Linked DNA regions of Homo sapiens: region 1 is linked to region 2. A link is a loop called in an ENCODE intact Hi-C map of the cell type or tissue named here. Cell type or tissue: Caco-2. All regions are shown on one strand. Each heading gives the region's core, and the rest is flanking DNA. Links, peaks and the distances in the headings are about the cores only.

Region 1 (9,436 bases), core at 775-8,774, 340 kb after region 2:
AAACAATTTTGCAAGAAAGTTCATGGGTGCCTGTCTTTCCTGTTAATGCATGTTTAAGAGGATTTTCCATTACCTGCAAGGCAGACAAATGTCCCCATTATGTAACCCTCAGAGGCATTTTTCACCTAGAATGGAATGTTTGTGGTACCTCCAGAAGCACAACTCACCATCATTCTCTGTGAAGGTGTCCCTGGTATTATGCCCTACTTAGAAGGTTATACAACTTTGGGATCACACTTTTCCTCACTCACAATTCTGAAGAAATCATTCAGTTACCTCTGACACTGAAAACTGCAGAATAGAATTAAAAAGCCAGATTGATATATCCCTCTTGTAAGAAAATTACTTTCCCAGGTGAGAACTATTGTAAAAATAACAACCCATACATTAGCTCCTAGTTATCTCTCTTCTACATCTATTGCCTTTTTTTCTCTCTTCTGCTTTATTTCTTCATACCAGTCCCGTTTATTTCTGCACTATTTGTCTGCTTGATGCTTCTAACATGGTTTCATTTCAGCAATAGCTATTTTTTTCTTTTTTTTGAATAATCTTTGCCAGCTCATTGTTACTCCTTTCATGCCTCCTGTGTCCTATGATTTCTTCTTTGATTTCATTTTTGCTCATAATTTTAAACTTACTCAAGTTACAAAAAAATTGTTAACTTTCCCTTACATCACCTGGGGGTAATTTTATTTTTCTGTGGTTATACTTTCTCTGCCTTTTGTGTATTTGTGTTTTTGTGTTCCTTTATTCTCTTTCTGATTTCTTTGTTTCTTACTTTTTATGGACAATGTCAACCCACTATCTTTAAACATTCCAGTTTATTACTTATTTTTGAATTATGGCAACCTTTTCTTGGCCTGACTTTTGCTTGGTAACAGATTGGGGAGGGGAGCAATTCTAAGTATGAAAAAAAGTGAAGGCAGCTGGTAGCTGAAAATGTAGTTCTTATGCTACCCACCCCCCAACCCCTGACATTATTTTCTCCTATTGGGACTTGTCCTTCATAGAGCTTCATCTCTCCTGTGTCCCCTCATGTCTTCAGAACTCAGTGTTTCAGTTGAGGATTCTGGCTCAGGAACCTATCTACCTTCCTTCCTTCCTTCTTTCCTGCCTTCCTGCCTTCCTGCCTTCCTGCCTGCCTGCCTTCCTGCCTGCCTGCCTTCCTGCCTGCCTGCCTTCCTGCCTTTCTTCCAGTCTGCCTTCCTGCCTGCCTGCCTTCCTGCCTGCTTGCCTTCCTGCCTTCCTGTCTTCCTTCCTTCCTTTCTGCCTTCCTTCCTTTCTCCCTTCCTCCTGCCTTCCTTCCTTCCTTCCTCTTCTTTTTTCTAAAATGAAATATGCATAATGTATGATATCTGGGAAGATACGTGTAAACTCACATATCTCCTTCATGAGTTTGTGCTGATTTATTTCCTAGTATTATTGTAAATGGAATTTTATTCGCAATCCTCTTGTATTTTTGGTTCATTTTAGTGTTTCCAGGAAAGAAGTACAATAAAATCAACATTGTGAGATAATCATAACAGTGGTTTAAGGGAAATCCCAAAGATGCAAAAATGTTTACTCTTGACAAAGTTCAACAGTATTCTTAAGTAAAAAAAAAAAATCTTTGCAGACCAGAAATAGTGGGGGAAAGCCCTCAATTTGATCAAAACAACAACCAAACATCTACCTAAAAATTATAATCAAAACCTCAGCATGCTTTTCTGGGGGGGTAAGGGGCCTGACTTAATGGACAGTGGATTCTAAAATTTATATCGAAATGCACAGGGCTAAGAAGAGCAAGCAGTCTTAAAGGAAGAGAATAAATCTGGAAGACAGCCTACCAGATAACATGGTGGACTAGAAAACTGCAGTCATAAAGATTGTGTGGTATCCACATAAGGAGAGACAAAAAGAACAGTGGAGCAGAAGAGAATCCAGACATGAAGCCACACATACACCTGATTTACAAGAAACATGACACTGCAGTGCAGAGGGAAAGATAGTGCCTTCACCTGTTGAAAAAAAATGCAACGTGACCCCAGTTGCGAAAAAATAAAAAAAATCAACTCCATCTGGAGTGAAGGGCTAGATGTGAAAGATTAAATGAAAATGCTTATATGCAGCACATGCATGACCTTGGAGTAGCCAAGGCTTTCTTAAGCAGGACACAAAATGAGCTAACCATAACAGAATATAAAAAAAGTTATAAATTGGGCCATATTAAAATTGAGAAATTCTGTTTACCAAAGACCCCATCAGGAAAGTGAAAGTACACTAATGGGAGAAGATATTTTCATTCTGTCTTTCTCTGTATATGTGTTAAGTCTGAAATGCAATGTAATATGACATTAATAGGCAACCCAATAGAAAAAGGGTAAAATACTTAACAAGCACTGCACAAAAGAAAACAACCACATGACCCATGTGGCCAATAAATAAATTGGCAAACGATTGATATAGTTTGGCTGTGCCCCACCCAAATCTCATCTTGAATTGTAGCTCCCGTAATTCCCAGGTGTCATGGGAGGGACCTGGTGGGAGGTAACTGAATCATGGGGGCAGGTTTTTCCCGTGCTGTTCTCATGATAGTGAATAAGTCTCAGGAGATCTGCTGGTTTTATAAAGGGCAGTTCCCCTGCATATGCTCTCTGGCCTTCTGCCATGTAAGACGTGTCTTTGTTCCTCCTTCACTTTCCATCATGATTGTGAGGCCTCCCCACCCATGTGGAATTGTGAGTCCATTACACCTTTTTTCCTTTTAAATCACCCAGTCTCCAGTATTTCTTCATAACAGTATGAAAATGGACTAATACGACAATCAACTTCACTACTCACCAGGGTACAAAATTTTAACCACTATAGGGTGCCACTAAGTACTCATTAGAATGATTAAAATTCAGAGAGACAGATAATGCCCAAATTGGCAAGTATTGGGTGTTATTGGAACTTTCATAAAACTGTAAGTGGGAATATAAAATGTTAAAATAAATGTGACAGTTGTGAATTTCTTCTAAAATTCTTGATAAACATACTCTGTTTCTCAGCAATTCTACTCGATAATGCCACAAACTAAAAAATGTGCACATAAGCACACCAGAAGACATCTCCTATAATGCTGTCAGTCCCAACTGAACACTACAGAAATGCTCAGTCACTAGAATGAATATAGTATAGTACACGTACACAGTGAAATACTATTCAGCAAAGTAAATAAATCATGTATAACCAGGCACACTATTATGACTGAGTCTCACACACATAACAGTGAGCAAGCTGCATTTGCTGGAATATATTAGGCTGGTGCAAAAGTAATTGCAGTTTTTGCCATTATAGCAAAAACCAAAATTTTTCTGTATGTATATTCTACTTTTGAAAAGGTTCTAAATTATTTTAAATCCTAGATTTTTGAAAGCTATAACAGGCATGCATGTATGAAAACAGGAATATTATTTACTTACTAAATGTTCTTGATTTTAAAAAATCAATTTCAAAGGTTTCTAGCAATATTGTTGCCAATTTCCTTTTTAAAGAAAATGAAGGATTTTTACTTTTTACAAAATAAAAGTAGAACTAAAGTATAAAGGAATCACTATTTGCTGTGGTATCATTAACTTTAAAATAATTGACTATGCTGTGGCCCTTTGGACAAATAATCCAATCTTTTGGACAAAAAACAAACAAATATACACACACAAACAAAACCTACATGTTCATGATGTCCATGTCCTGGCAATTTTTATCTACTTATATGGACAGAGGGGTGGAAGAATAAGTAGCATTAACACAGAAAAGCTTTAACATGAAATAGGTGACTTGGTAGTGATTTACAAATAAGTTAAAGTTAACATTTAAAATGTTTATGCTAACAAAACTTGATATTTAGGAGAGACTTTAAAAGACATGACTCCTGAAATTTTGGCTTCTTATTTTCTGATAATCAGCATTTCAGTGTAAAACTGTGTAATTCTATTTATTATCCTTCCAGACGCTAAGGTATAAAATTACACACAATTGACAGCCAAATTACTGCGTCTGCCTTCCAAGGGACACGGGGAAGCTCCAACACAGATTCTTTTGCAATTAAATCCTTGCAAGGAGTAAGATTTTTAGGGCCAGCTCAGCTTTTATCTGTAATCCAGCAGTTATCGCTGCTGAAATGGATTGCAGGAGGTGGTAAGGAAAAAAATGGGAAAACAGGATGAGGAAGGAAGTCAAACAAACAATGCTGGACTTTTGCCTAGGGGCCTTGTAGTGACAAGTACTCAGATGCAACTGAAACCCCAGTGCTGCCTGCTGCTGCACTAAACTCTTGAAACCAAGTGTCAGACAGACTCAAAAATAGAACCATTGGTACTAAGAGACTAGATGTATATGTTATCACACACTAGCTAATATCCCTGAATCCAGTGTAAATTCGAAGTCTGTACTAGCAGTGTAGGGTATATTAAATCTATTAATAATATATATTCTGGCAGGGTATAAACCTCTTATTTGAGACCTCACAAGCCTTTCTTCAATCTGTGCCTCAAACTAAAGCTCATGCAATGACAGATGAAGAAGACAAAATCATTTCAGAAGTAGCTCTCTACCCTGGCATGAAATTAATTTCACTGTATTCAAAGCAGGGTTTCTCAAATGGAATGTATAGTTGACCATCTCGGTAATAGTTCAGCTTTAAACCCATTGGCATACCTGATGTTGTAAATTATCAATCCATGAAATTCACATGCTTTTACATTTTTGGGATTAAAAAGCTTGAAGACAGCAATTTCCATCCAGTTATCAAATACACAACGACAACGATTGCCAGAAAATTAACTTAGAACACACTTTTTAAAACACATTAATTAATTAGAGGTAAAGAAACACATCTGCTATATGGAATCAGCACCACTGCCTCCTAAAATGCCACAATGCACCAGTTTTACTATAAATATATATTCTTTCCAAATAATATCAATAATAACAAAGGCAGGATCTCATTTTTAAAGTAATCTCTTTCTCCAAGACACATACAGACATGCACACACGCAAGCGCAACTTTGCAGAATGCAAAATTTTCAATTAACAAATTGGGAGTCTCTTTATGGCAGAACTGGGAGTATTTTTTGTTTATTACCAGATGGAAAGCATCTATCATATTTTATCCTTTTCTAGACCTCAGGCATAAATTTAAGGCACTGTCTTCTAAGAAATAACTCGACTTGTTTGACTACTAAGAATACTGCATCCTAATCACCCAGCATTAAGAGTGGCATTTGTTTCAATTTTTTGCATAATTAGCTCATGTCTTTACTTGATATCCTTTAACATTTATGTAAAGTGGTGATCATGAATAATACTCTGTCAAGACAGAGTGGGCCCTGTTTCTTTGGCTGGGCTTAGGTATTATGTCATTGCCCTTGGCTGAGGCACCTAAGGAATACCAATAAGAAAAAGGCACATGACTAAGCATTTTAAGTTCTTCCCACAATGTGCTTGGCTAAGGCACTAGCCAAAGAGACTACTTTAAAAATATTTATTTGCAAAGAGAAATAAAACAAATGAGTAATTTCTTGAAGATATATCACATTTCAATACATCAAAGCGTAACTATATACATGTTTTTGTATAACCATTCCCTGTAGGATATATTTGCCTTTGGTATTATAAAAATCCTTTACATTTAGGCTGGAACATTTTGTCCTTTAAATAGTTAACTTCCTACAGCCTTGGGAAGTTCAGATGCGTAGAGGGTAGTGGTTAAAGGTGCTGCCTTGGAGGTGAGGGTTACAGGTGGACAAACAGGCTGAACATGACTGGCATTCCCCTATGTCTAGGACTCTAGTGTTCTCTTTGTGCTTTTTGTTTGCTTATCGGCATTTTTTTAACTGATAGCAGTATTTAAATATTTGGCAATCAATCTTTCATGAATTCTAGTATATTTGTTCCATTTCTTCTTGACTGCCTGAGAACAAGCTCTCATTTGTTCTTTGTACTATGGTGAGGTTTGGTTTGTGTGGAGCAGGACAGGCAGCGAACCCAAACAAGTCCAGCGGAATCTCTGACGATAAAAGGATGCTGCTCACAGATATGGCAGCACTGTATATTAAACCGATGTGAATCACAACAGGCTCCGTGACTTATCATTTGTAGAAACAGCACATTGTTCTTCTAGAATTTTGAAGACTTTTCTGTAAGACTTGTTGAATATACCTCTATTTCCGAACAGTGCCTATACATTGGTATCTTAAAAATGGGGCCCTTCCGTGTATGTTACAGCTTAAGTTCGTTCTAGAACTGATATTGCATTATTTGAAATCAATGTTTAGGTGTCCACAGGCTTTGCTTACAGCTTTGTAAAGGTCTTAAATACTGAGTTTGCTCCCTTTATTACCCAGTCAATCTGGAATGAGATGATTCCTTGGTATTTCAAAGCTGCTGACATATCTGATGGACTGGATGAAAATTTAAGGCTCATTTAGCTCTACAGATTTATGTTATGTTCTCTATTTCTTGCTCTAAGCTTACAATTTGCCTTAGCCAATAATGTGCTTTTCTTAATTCATCAATGAGCAGTCCGAATTAGGGAATATTCTTTTTTTTTTTTGAAACAGAGTGTCAGTCACCCAGGCTTGTGTGCAGTGGTGTGATCACTGCTTACTGCAGCCTTAACCTCTCAGACTCAGGTGATCCTCCCACTGTAGCCTTCCAAGTAGATGGGACTACAGGTGTGGTCCACCATGCCCAGCTAATTTTTGTATTATTTGTAGAAAAGGATTTAGCCATGTTGCCCAAGCTGATCTCAAACACCTGGGCTCAAGTGATTCGTCTGCTCCGTACTGAGACTATGGGCATGAGCCACGAAGCCTGGCTTGGAATAGTCTTTGAAAATATAATAATAACAATGAAGATAAGTAGAGCTGGTATTTTATTGAGAAGTCAACTCACCACTGGATAATGAGGACAACTCATTTCCTATATCACTGAAATTACCCTTTTCCATATTCTCATGTGATAAAAATAGCTGTATTTTTGTTGTTGTTGTATCCAAAAAGCAGTTTAGCCTTAAAGTAAAATGTTATCATTGTTTCTGTGTACATCCAATGAGGCAAGTTATTATTATCTCATTTTATAAATGAGGAAACAGATTCAGAGAGGTTAAATAATTTGTCCAAAATCATGTTTGTGTTCTTAACCACTAGACAGACCTATCTATAATCATTTATAGTTTTAAGTTTGTCTTCTAGGAGCCATGGCTAACAACCACCACATCATGTTCTTATTGGGTTTGTATAATAATGATAAATCAGATTCTCCATCCCTCTACACCACAACCAAGGGGGATACGTGCTGATGAGGAGAAATTCCAGCTTCCTCAGAATCAGGTAAGTTTCTAGGTGTGCCAGGACTCCAGGGGGGTCTCCTACCCAGTAATCCCACTAAGCGATTCTTTACCACCATGGTTTTGTCAACCATTCTAAAGGTAATCAAGGTTGATATTGTATACACATTTTAAAATCCTTTATCTGATTACATTTAAATGGTATAGTGTTGTGCCTCCTTAAATAAGAGGAAACACCTATCACCTTTCTTTTCATTAAGCCTCCTATGAGAGGGTTTACAAGTTGAGGGAAAGGAGGAAGTGTCTATTTCTTATAGTCTTAATATACGAATTGAAGATGAAGAGCTGGGAAAATATATCTTCTCCATGAAAACTGATGAAAAATATGAGACTTAACCAAAAGATTTCACAAACAACTGTAAGTATAAAACTTTAATATTTATTATAGTGAAACTCATTAACAGCTGGGTCAGAAAACATGAAAAGGAAGTAAGCATCTTGTATTAGTGCATTCTCACGCTGCTATCAAGAACTACCTGAGACTGGGTAATCTATTAAAAAAAAGATGATTAATGGACTCACAGATATGCATGGCTGGGGAGCCTCAGGAAACTCACAATTACGTCAGAAGGCGAAGGGGAAGCAAGGCATGCCTTACATGGCAGCAGGAGAAAGAGAGTGAGCAAGCAGGGAACTGCCACACACTTTTAAACCATCAGATCTCATCAGATGTCAAGAGAACTCTATCACAAGACAGCACCAGGGAGATGGTGCTAAGGCATTTGAAACCACCCCCATGATCCAGTCATCTCCTACTAAGCCCCACCTTCAACACTTGGAAATTACAATTCCACATGAGATATGAGTGGGGACACAGATCCAAATCATAACACATCTAGAGCAACATCAAAAATGTATGGGACAATCTACTTAGGCAGTTCATGATAACATAGCAATATTTCCTGGAAAACTAAAAAAAATTAATAATAAGGGTTAAAGGAGGAAAGTTAACTATTCTAGTAAACTTCATCTTGAACAGGTATTTCATTTCTAATAGATGTTTTTGGAAGCTTGTGTCTTCTAGAACTTTTCTGTAGTTATAAATACATTTACACATATTTAATGACCATTTTTGGAGTTTTGAAAAAGTAACTCCTTTTGTGTATGAAATTTTGAAGTTGCCCGCAATAGTTCTTGCCATATATAGCATTTCTTCTCAAACATGACATCCATGACTGGCAAAGGATTTGGGTTTTTTTGCTTGTTTGTTTGCTTTTGCTAGTTCTTAAAATCCCAAACAAGTAGAACTTGTACTTATTCATGAGGTCCACGTAGATCAAAGGTTAGATTTATACCCGTGAGTACAATTCAGTGAAAAGTCAGGAAAATAGAAAAGTGATTGCGAAAATGGAGTTTAGACTTTCCCTTGGGGTTCTCAGACCAGGAAGCTTGCTATTCTGGTGATGAGAAATGGCACACTGATTTGGCTATCTAATTTCTTGAGAGTCTTATTGCATGCCCAGGAACCATAAAAGTGGAAGTTTCTTCTGCTCTTCTGTCGGCATTCTATGGCCATAGAGTTAATACTTGGGTTACACTCAGGAATCCGAGTTAAGAAGTGCCTCCAAAATGCATCAAGGTACCTACTTTTAGCAAGTCCCAAATATTGAGACCACAAATGGTCTTTATCCAATTCTAAAGCAAAACTATAAATATGGATCTGAATTTAAATTGTCTATGATTAAAATATGTGACTTAAATTTCCATTCCTCCATCTACCATCTAGAGTTTTCCTCAGCTGACACTGTCAGTGTTGGAGGCAATCACTGAAGTATTTACCTGCTTACAGAATTACATACCTATGCTAATACAGCAAGTGTGTGGACACACTGTTTTGTCAAGTATGGGAAAAACATTTGCTGACACCTAAATTCTAAGCAGTATGTGAAGTACACTAAAACTAAAAAAACAAAACAACAAAAAAAATTTTGTATTATATGTATCAACTATTTTCCACAGATATATTAAGTATATTGTGTGTTATAGGTGAACAATTGTACCAACATGTGTGCAAATTTTTTATATGAAGATTAGGCCAGGCATAGTGGCTCACGCCTGTAATCCCAG
Region 2 (9,436 bases), core at 675-8,674:
TATTCTTGGGGAGCTGACTTTCGATTGGTCACTGGTCATTAAAATTATTAAAAGAGCAGAATGTACTATTTGTCAGATAGTGATACATGTGTAGTGGGTTGAAGAGTGTCTCCCAGAATTCATGTCCTCCTGGAACCTTAGAACGTGACCTTATTTGGAAATAGGATCTTTGCAGATGTAATTGAGGTAAGGATGGAAATGAGATCAGACTGGATTGGGGTGGCCCCTGAGTCAAAAGAGAGTGCCCTCATAAGAGACAAAGGAAGACACAGACACAGAGAGAGGCAATGTGAAGAGGAAGGCAGGGGCTGGAGTGATGCAGCCACAAGCCCAGGGACACCGAGGATTCCGGGCACCACCAGAAGCGAGAAGAGGGGCAGGACTCTCCCTCAGCACCTCTGGAGAGACGCTACACTGCTCACACCATGATTTTGGTCTGGCAGAATCAATTTCTGTTGTTTTGGGCCACCCAGTTGGTGGTGCTTTGCTATGGCCACCACCAGGAAACTCATACAAGTTGGATGGGAAAGTAAAGCCAAGTAGAGACAGGGACACGACAGTCTGTGTGTCTGTAGGTGGGTGGGGGGGTGGGGGGTGGTTATTATAAATACAGAGGCCAGGGGAGACTGCTCCGAGAAGGTGACACCGGAGCTGAGTGGAGGGAACATTCCAGAACAGGAAAACGGAAGTAACAAGCCTCTGAGGCAGGAGTGTGCCTGGCATGTCAGACAAGAGGTAAGAAGGTCACGGGGTGAAGAGAAGTGAGTCCCGGGCCCTACTGGGAGACCAACAGGGGGCCCTGATGTGTCCGACATCGCAGGCCTCTGGCTTCTGCTCCAAGACATAGGGAAGCCACTGGAACGCTGGGATCTGACTCACATTCTTAAAAGATCCCTTTGACGGTGGCTGCCTGGATGTGTGCATCTATTGACTCTCATAAACTGCAGGCCTAAAATCTTGCATTTCTTGGGTATCAATTACACCTGGATGATGCTGAGTTCTGGAAAAGGCCCCCGCTGGATGCTAGGTTAAGAACAGATTCTGAGGGGTGGGGCAGGAGCTGAGAGCAGTTGGGGGCAGATGGTGGCTCAGCCCCAGCAGGGACAGAGGGTGTTGAGAAGCACGGGCAGTCTGGATGCCCTTTGAAGGTAGAGCCTGCAGGAATTCCTGGAGGGGTGCATTTGAGTGTGAGAAAAGAAAGAGGCCCTCTGTGAGACCCTATGCAAAGCCTACTCCACGCCTCCCACCCATATCACTGGGGGCCTGGGCCCACTACGCAGGTTAGTCAAGGAAGGCCACCTTGTGGGGACTGTGGGGACTGGGATCTCTTGTTTCACAATTAGAAGGAACAATTTCAACTAGCAAGTTTTCTCCTGGCTGGTAAAGTGAAGAGAGAAAACAGTAAAATGATGAGAAAATTGGCTATTTCTGAACTATTATGGACACTAAGTGCCTTACATTAATCTTAGTCAAGCAATGGGCTTCTTCTCTGAATTCAATTTATTAGAAGTTAGGGGTGAGGAATGATGTAAAATGATTAGCCCCAATTTATGCTAATAGTTATCAAATTTAATTACATGTAGCTTAAATATTAACAAATTTCTGCTTCTATATAGAATATTTAGGTCCTTTAGAAGACATAAATATTCTCAAAGACCATTAGATTACAATGGATATCATCAATTATGTCATAATACCTATGCAATATCCAATTAACTTTAAAACAGCATTTATTCATTCATTAATGCAACTAGACTTTTTCAATAAAAATATGCTACAAAATGGAAAAAATAACCTCAAACATGTAAGAATTTAGTTGCCCTGGAAATTCTAACAGGTTCTGTCTGGTGGTAACAGCCCAAGGGAAAAAATACAAATTAGTGTCCATAAACTTTACCTTGTAAAGCATGATGACTTTATAGAAAATGTTTATGTTCACCACTATGTATCTATTTTAAAATTAACAGCCCGTGATGTTTCTTAGAAAATCACCTGGAGCTGTGAACCTGGAGTGTAAATAAGAGGGAAGGGATTTGATGCCCAAAATACTCGGATCAGGAGATTTAAGAACATTTGAGCAGTGTTTTTTACTTTGTTGATATCAGGGTAAGATCAGAATTTTGCCTCAGGATTAGATTAAGAATTTGAGAAAACCACAAAGGCCTTGGTCACCCTCAAAATGTTTTATTATACATACATATATATATATATATGTGCATGTGGGCACATGTGTATGTATATGTGCAGATCTGTGTGTATAATATATAGTGTGTAGATATTATATATGTATAATACATATAGTATGTGTGTGTTTGTACTTATGCACACATATAATGCATATATACACATATAATATACATGTTACAGGAAACTTGATACATAGACTTAAAATACATTGTGTATAAACCATAGACTAGAGCACACTTTCTTATAAATTAGGTAACCATACCACTTGACAATTGTCCCTGAGAAAAATATAAATGGTGCACTTGATGAATCTCTTTATGAAAACTTAACTTCTGATAGAAGCCACAATGATACAGGTAGATGCATTCTAATAACAAGAACACCATCTCTTGAGATTCCACACTAAGCTCTGTGTTTCTGGAAGTGAGAACGTGTCCTGAAGTACCTGTCACAGTGTCTTTACAATGTGAACCATGAACACATACTTTGGGGCTGACGGTTTACCGGAGTCTAGTCTTGGCTAGAACATGATTTAACAATATCCATTTTTGGTTTTCATCATCATCACCTTATCTTAGTTCTTCGAAGAATGCCAACTTAATTTATCTCAGATAATATTGAGCAGAGATACTTCCTCTAAAGAAAATCTTAATAGAATCTAACAAAATGTGGTCTAATTTGGCCTAACATTTGGTCGCTGTGCTCTCCAAAGCTGTCAGCCTCTAGTACCAAACACTGGTTCCTGCCCTCAGATTGTAGTGGGCAACACAGTGGGAGCAGAATTATCTACCAGAAAAAGCCTGTTATCTAAGAAGGAAGAGCGTACTCCTTGTTCTTGTTTTATGGGTTCATTTCCTGATAGGCCATGTGGTGTGGCATTCAGGAAGAGTGTACTTCAGAAACAAGCTGCTAGCAATGTCACTGCCATCCAACCGAGGGCATCAGGATCACACCTGTGTTTGAACCAAGTTGGGCTTATTGCTCGTAATAAGAAAGGACTCACACCATGGGAAACCATGGGACATATCAGTAAGAGGGCGTTGAATAGACTGACAAAATTTGACTTGTTTTGTGTGTCTTGGGAAGATTCAAAGGAGCAAGGCTTTGTTCTGGATTGGGTGCTACGAGGATGTAGGGGAAATTTCATGGTCAGGGGGCTTGAATAATCTTATCTAGAAGGAGAAAAAACAGAGTAATGTTCAACCTGTGATTGGCCAAGAATGAGCAGTCATTCATATCAGCCAGGCTACTGTGAGTTGTGTGGTCATTTTTGTGGTTTAGGGACCATCATATTTTCTATTCATATTTACCATTCGTATTCATATTTGACACTTCAGTATAATTTTTGAGGAATGACTTCATGGATTACATTAGATTGTTTTAACCTGAAATACATTAGGAATGGGAGGAAAGCTTTTGAGTGTGGTTATTTAGCCGCTAGAATAGTACAAAAACAAACAAAAAAAAAACCAAAAATCTAAAGCCATTTAATTAGATCTACAGTCATTAGTGTCCATGTCAAAAAAAAAAACCAAAACACACTCATCTATGTGTATTGCTTCACTTTGTCCTTAAAGAAATCCTAAAGAACATATGAATATTTGGGCATATTCTTAATATGAGGATATAAAGGGCTGCAGTGTCCAAGTGTCCATTCATAATTATTTCTCATTACTAGACATTAAAAGCAAAGCAATTCCATAGGGATTTTCTTTGATCATATTTCAGAGTACTTTGCTATAAAACTTTTAACTTACCTCCATTTCCAGAGTCTGCATTTCTTTAAATATAAAATGTGGAGAATATTTTCACCCTTCAGTTTGAATAAAATAACCAACAGTGGACCATGGGTGAAAAGGCTGTTGAAAGGCCCAACTATAGGTCATTGTCTTGGATGATTCTGTATCTGTACAACTGAATACATAAGCAAGTTTTGTTTTCAAGTGCAACAATAATAAAAAATAACGTTGATTTCAATATAATGGTACCCAATTACCTTTCATTTCTACCCATTGATAAAGTCTTAGACTAGCCTTTTTCTTACTTCTGTGTCTGCTCAACTCTAAGTAGAATGTGTGTAATTAATTTGAAAATTAATTGAAAGTTTGCGGTGAATTTAAAGGGTGCTCTCTCTCTCTCTCTCTCTCTCTCTCTCTCTCTCTATATATATATATATATATATACATATATTTTTTTTTTTTTTTAGAGACAGGGTCTTGCTCTGTTGCCTAGGTTGGGGTGTGGTGGTGGATCGTAGCTCACTGTAGCCTTGAATTCCTGAGCTCAAGTGATCCTCCTGTCTCAGCCTCCAAAGTAGCTAGTACTACAGGCACGCACCAACACACTCAGCTAGTTTTTAAATTTTTTCTACAGACAGGGTCTCACTAGGTTGCTCAGGCTGGTCTCCAACTCCAAGGCTCAAGTGATCCTTCTGCCTCAGCCTCCCAAAGTGCTGGGATTACAAGCGTGAGCTACCGCACCCAGCCCATAGACCTTTATAATTTAAAATGAGGTAGAGGGGTACACAGGGCAGATGGAAGACGTTTGACTACACCATAAAGACTAAGTGGCAGAGACACATAGTTTTGTTCGTGCAAATAATAAATGCATCTATGATCTTTTTCACTAATTAAGAACGATGGTTTCTTTATTAAGCATTTTAAAAGGTCTATTTCCATAGCAGCAAACTGAAGCCACTAGGAAAAAAAAGAACTTGGGTCTTTAAGAATGTTGGTTTATTATTTAAGTGTTGTACAGATTTATTTTTTATAAATCAAATATTTTTTATTTGTGAGAAGTGACTGAACACAATTATTGGCCGGAGTGTTTCGGCTGCTTGACTTTATAGAACTTGAGTTTCCTGAACTTTATGGGTTCACAAACCTCTTCATGTTTCACAGGGTGCCCCCCAGGCCAAAATAAATGCCTGACAGTTCCATTTAGTAAGTTCTTAGGTCTGAACAGCTTGAATCATCTACATCCTAACATGTCCGTGCTTTGGGGCACTGCACAACTTCTCAAAACTTGGAAGCAGACAATGCCATCTTCACATCCTCTCCTATGCTGATTGTCACTAGCACTTGCTTCATATCACAGAAACCTCTGAAAATCCTGGTATGCAAAGTGATGACATCATTGAAAGGAATGTGGCACAGCTGGATTTTGAAACTGAACTAATGGGAGCTCATGTTTCAACCTGGTTTCAAGATACCGTATTTATCTTGAAAATTTAAAATATCCCTCGGAATCCCTCGAATTTCCTATGTTGCCCTGGGACACCTTGGCATATAGTTTGGAAACAGAGCAAACGAATCGTCCTCACGACAGCTGTGACCTAACCATTAATGAAAAACTTCAGCAAAATGAACAATTATTGGGAGAAGGGCAAATTATGTGTATATGAATAGGAAGTTCGTCTTGTAAAAGTTTATACTCAGAATTTCAGAATTTCAATTAAGTGACACAGTAGCTAAGTAAAATAAATAAAAACTTGTAGTTTGGGAAAATAGACTTACACTCAATTTCTAAAAATTTGCTTATGTAAATGTTTTGAAATGTATCGTTTTATGACTTTGAAAGTCCTAAATCACAGCTTTCCTTAACAATTATTTATATATTTAAAAATACTATAAATTTTGGGGAAAACATCAGCATTTAGAATTGCTTTATCTTTTTTTACATTAGCAAGAGTACAGTAGAATGAGATCTTGCAATGTTCATGACAAAAACACCATTTTAGTGGCAGTAGCATTACTGAAAATGCTTTATTATATTCAGCTTGTTCTTCACTGCATCAAATTGCTCTTAATGTCTTCAAACTTGTACGTGAACTTAAGGGACCTCCTTCACACCCATTTGTTGCCCTTTCCCCAGATCCTTTGTTGGGCTGATATGGACTTAGACTGCAGAATGAGAAATCAATGAGAGACTTGACAGCCAGAGAAAGCAAACAAACTCAGTGATGTGAAAACTGCTGTCAGGTCAGTGTAACAAGCAGCTCTTTCTAGATTTCACTGCACTGCAGTGATCAGAAACTGGGGTGGGGGGGAGATTATACCTTAGTTCTATGTCTATAGACAACTACAGATTCAATAATCAGAGAGATTATCTCCTGTACATAACAATATTCTACAATAAGCACTGGCATAAGTTCATTTCTTACAAGTAGAAGTCAACATAATGTAAGCTCACATTTAAGGAGCATGTTCTGTGTTGCTAAGAACTGCTCTTATGCCTTCCTCACTTAATGTTCATCACATTCCCATCAGGGTGGTGCCATAAATATTCCATTTTATAGATGTAACATTTGCAGTATAGAGAGCTTCAGCCACTTGCTAGGAGTCTCAGAGATGATCAGGTGATGGAGGCAGAATTAACCACAGGCTCTCTTCAGAGCCCACAGTCTTACCCAGGTGGCTCACTCTCTCATCAAACACTTTTTGTTACTATTTTTATAAGCCACTGCAAGTTGGGCACCAAAATGAATGTGTACTCCTCAGTAATTTCATGAGGATAAAGTAAAATTCATCTACTGTAGGACTAACACCATGTTTCTTATGGCTCTTTCAATTATGATTGCCTTCTCCCCTCTAAATCAAGAGTTGTGTAATCTAAAAATAGCAGTATCTCACACAGAGATATTTTATGTTGCTGACTTTTATAAAGCAATGAACTGTTTGCAAATAAATATCTCTGCTATGCTTTCTCCATTTATAATCTCAGGCAACCTCAGTCTGAGGTTATTCCAGGGCCCAGGGTCAGGAGATGGAACAGAGAATAAAAGGTCATACCTGAAGAAAAAAATCATCAGTGCTCTCAACCAGTTCTTACACCTCTCCTTTTCTTTTCTTTCATGATCTGTCTCTAAATTTTACTTGGCTTCTCACTGGGCCCCATTTGTTCAAATTCCTCCCAGATTTGTCATGTCCTGCCTTTCTCTGGCTTTTGTGAGTTACCTGTGATTTATTCAATTAAGGACTATTGATATGGTTTGGCTGTGTCCTCACTCAAATCTTATCTTGAATTGTAGCTCCCATAATTCCCAAGTTTGTGGGATGGATCTGGTGGAAGATAATTGAATCATGGGGCTGTTTCCCCCATACTATTTTCATGCTAGTGAATAAGTCTCACAAGATCTGATGATTTTGTAGCAGTTTTCCCCTTTTGCTTGGCTCTCATTCTCTCTTGCCTGCTGCCATGTAAGACATGCCTTTCACCTTCCACCATGATTGTGAGGCCTCCCCAGCCACATGGAACTGTGAGTCCATTAAACCTCTTTTTCTTTATAAATTACCCAGTCTTGGGTATGTCTTTATCAGCAGTGTGAAAACAGAATAATATAACGATGATGTAAAAATACAATAGACCATCTAGATATCTATGTCCATAAAGAGTTATGCTATTTGTTGATGCAATAAATAAAACCTTCTGGATAAAATATTTTTCCTAATCTGTATTATTCTGCTCACCTTAGTGTTCTCCTGCCTTAAATCTCCCAAAAGGGAGTTGCTAAGCCAATCAAAATCTACTGGTTTGATTTGAAACAGATATTTTCTTTAAATAAGGTCTGATACAAAACACCTATCTTTCTGTACACTCAGTATATTTAATTTTTTATGTTTACTTACTTGGTGTAATCTATTGCCTTGACCCAAAACTATTTGTTATTTTTTATTACAATCCATTATGACTAAAAAAATGCTTTACATCAAACGGGTATTTAGAAAATGATGACCTTCTAGTCATCAAATTTAGTTAGTTGAAACATTGGATTTTTAAAATTTACATAATTTACTGCAATTTTAACACACTCAGTTTAGCAGAGTGATGGGATTTACTAGTTGCTCAATAAACATTAGTAGTCAATCCACTTTTCTTCCCAGAGCCTGATTTTCAGACATCTTAAATGACTTGTGCAAAGTTGGTAAAAGAAGCTCCCATCACTTCAAGTTTCCCTGAATACATACCCTCTGCTCAATGCATAAAGCAAAGCCCACCCTATCCTGGCTGTGGTTCTCAGGAACCACACATCCAGGTAAAGGAAGCTGGATATGATACCTGAATGTGTCTGGGCACAAAAGAATAATTTAATCATAGGTAGAGCAAAGAACATGGTTCCTACCTTGCACAATAGAACTGGGAACTCTCAAATTTTCTGGTGCTCTTTAGGGAATGTTTTTGACTCCATTTGAATAGGTATCAGAGGTGCAGGCTGTGGTCAGAGGCAACATCTCCAAGAAGGCTTTCTTCTACTAGGTCAGAGGAAATGCCCATTTCCTAGGTTCTGAGAACATTCAGATTCACCATACAACAGTGCATGTCAAAATTACAAAGTGGAAGACGGTCTAGAAATGTTTTTTACACTTCAAGAAGTATGAAATGTATAAAATACTTTTCTGAGCTAGGAGAAACAGGTGTCACCCTTACTTTTAGACTTGCAAATTATAATGCAGGGCAGCCTCCCTTCCCAACTAAGAATTATCTGGCCCAAAATCTCAGTAGTGCTGAGGCTGAGAAACCGTGGTGTATACTATATTATGCACATTTTGATAGCCCAGAACATAAACTGTAAGAGGCACTACATTAGGTCAAAACACTGTCAGTTCAGACCAACATCTTTCTCTGAATAGGACCAAGGATTTGGGTTGCTGTTGTAATTTAAAATTTGTCTTTGGAGTCATGCCAGAGCTACAGGTTTAGGGATGCATTTCAAAACATTTTCCCTCCATCTTCTATTATGTTTGTGTCATCTATGAGTTTTTTTCCTAAATATCCCTTGACTTGTTTATGTTTCAAGTCTTTACAACACACGAGACTTTAAATTTACTGCCTATTGTATGATTTAATACTTCCTTGTGGTAAATAGAAGAAGGGAAAAAGGACTGAATTAACAATTCCTGGGGAAAAAAAACTCACTTCATGAAAAATGTCCATGCATCTCAGTTGCAGTGAGGACTTGTCACATCGGCCCATTTCTGCAACAGTTGGGCCTCCAGCTGTCTCTACACATCATTTCTGGAGAGCAGACTTTGCGCTGGTTTTGCACAGAGGCCGACTAGAACTTTCGACAGGCAAGTGTGTGACACAGAAGCATCTTGAAATCCTAGCATTTTTTCCTGTTCATTTAACAGCTAGGGAGGTTTCAAACATCTTTCAAAAAATACTTTCTTAGAACTAAAATCACCATAATATTGTGACATAAAGAAAAATTCAATCTTGTCTCATGCTCTCATTTTCTTTGAAACACAAA

What was found. Peaks named below come from ENCODE experiments on the same cell type or tissue, not always from the same donor. Only the 100,000 strongest peaks of a DNase experiment are listed, where the experiment ranks them.
Region 1: it touches region 2 in a loop (2.8-fold over the local background); 2 of 110 quality-filtered maps call a loop at or near these places.

What each region holds. Positions count from the first base shown.
Region 1 is chr5:11,591,022-11,600,457 of GRCh38, forward strand. All of the region lies in intron 2 of CTNND2 (catenin delta 2), which reads right to left. Among named protein-coding and RNA genes, the nearest start is that of CTNND2, 310 kb to the right of the region's middle. In Caco-2, for the core only: no CTCF peak of the experiment used is centred there; a DNase peak (open chromatin) is centred at 5,760.
Region 2 is chr5:11,246,144-11,255,579 of GRCh38, forward strand. All of the region lies in intron 9 of CTNND2 (catenin delta 2), which reads right to left. Among named protein-coding and RNA genes, the nearest start is that of CTD-2154B17.1, 460 kb to the left of the region's middle. In Caco-2, for the core only: a CTCF peak has its summit at 1,281; a DNase peak (open chromatin) is centred at 5,338.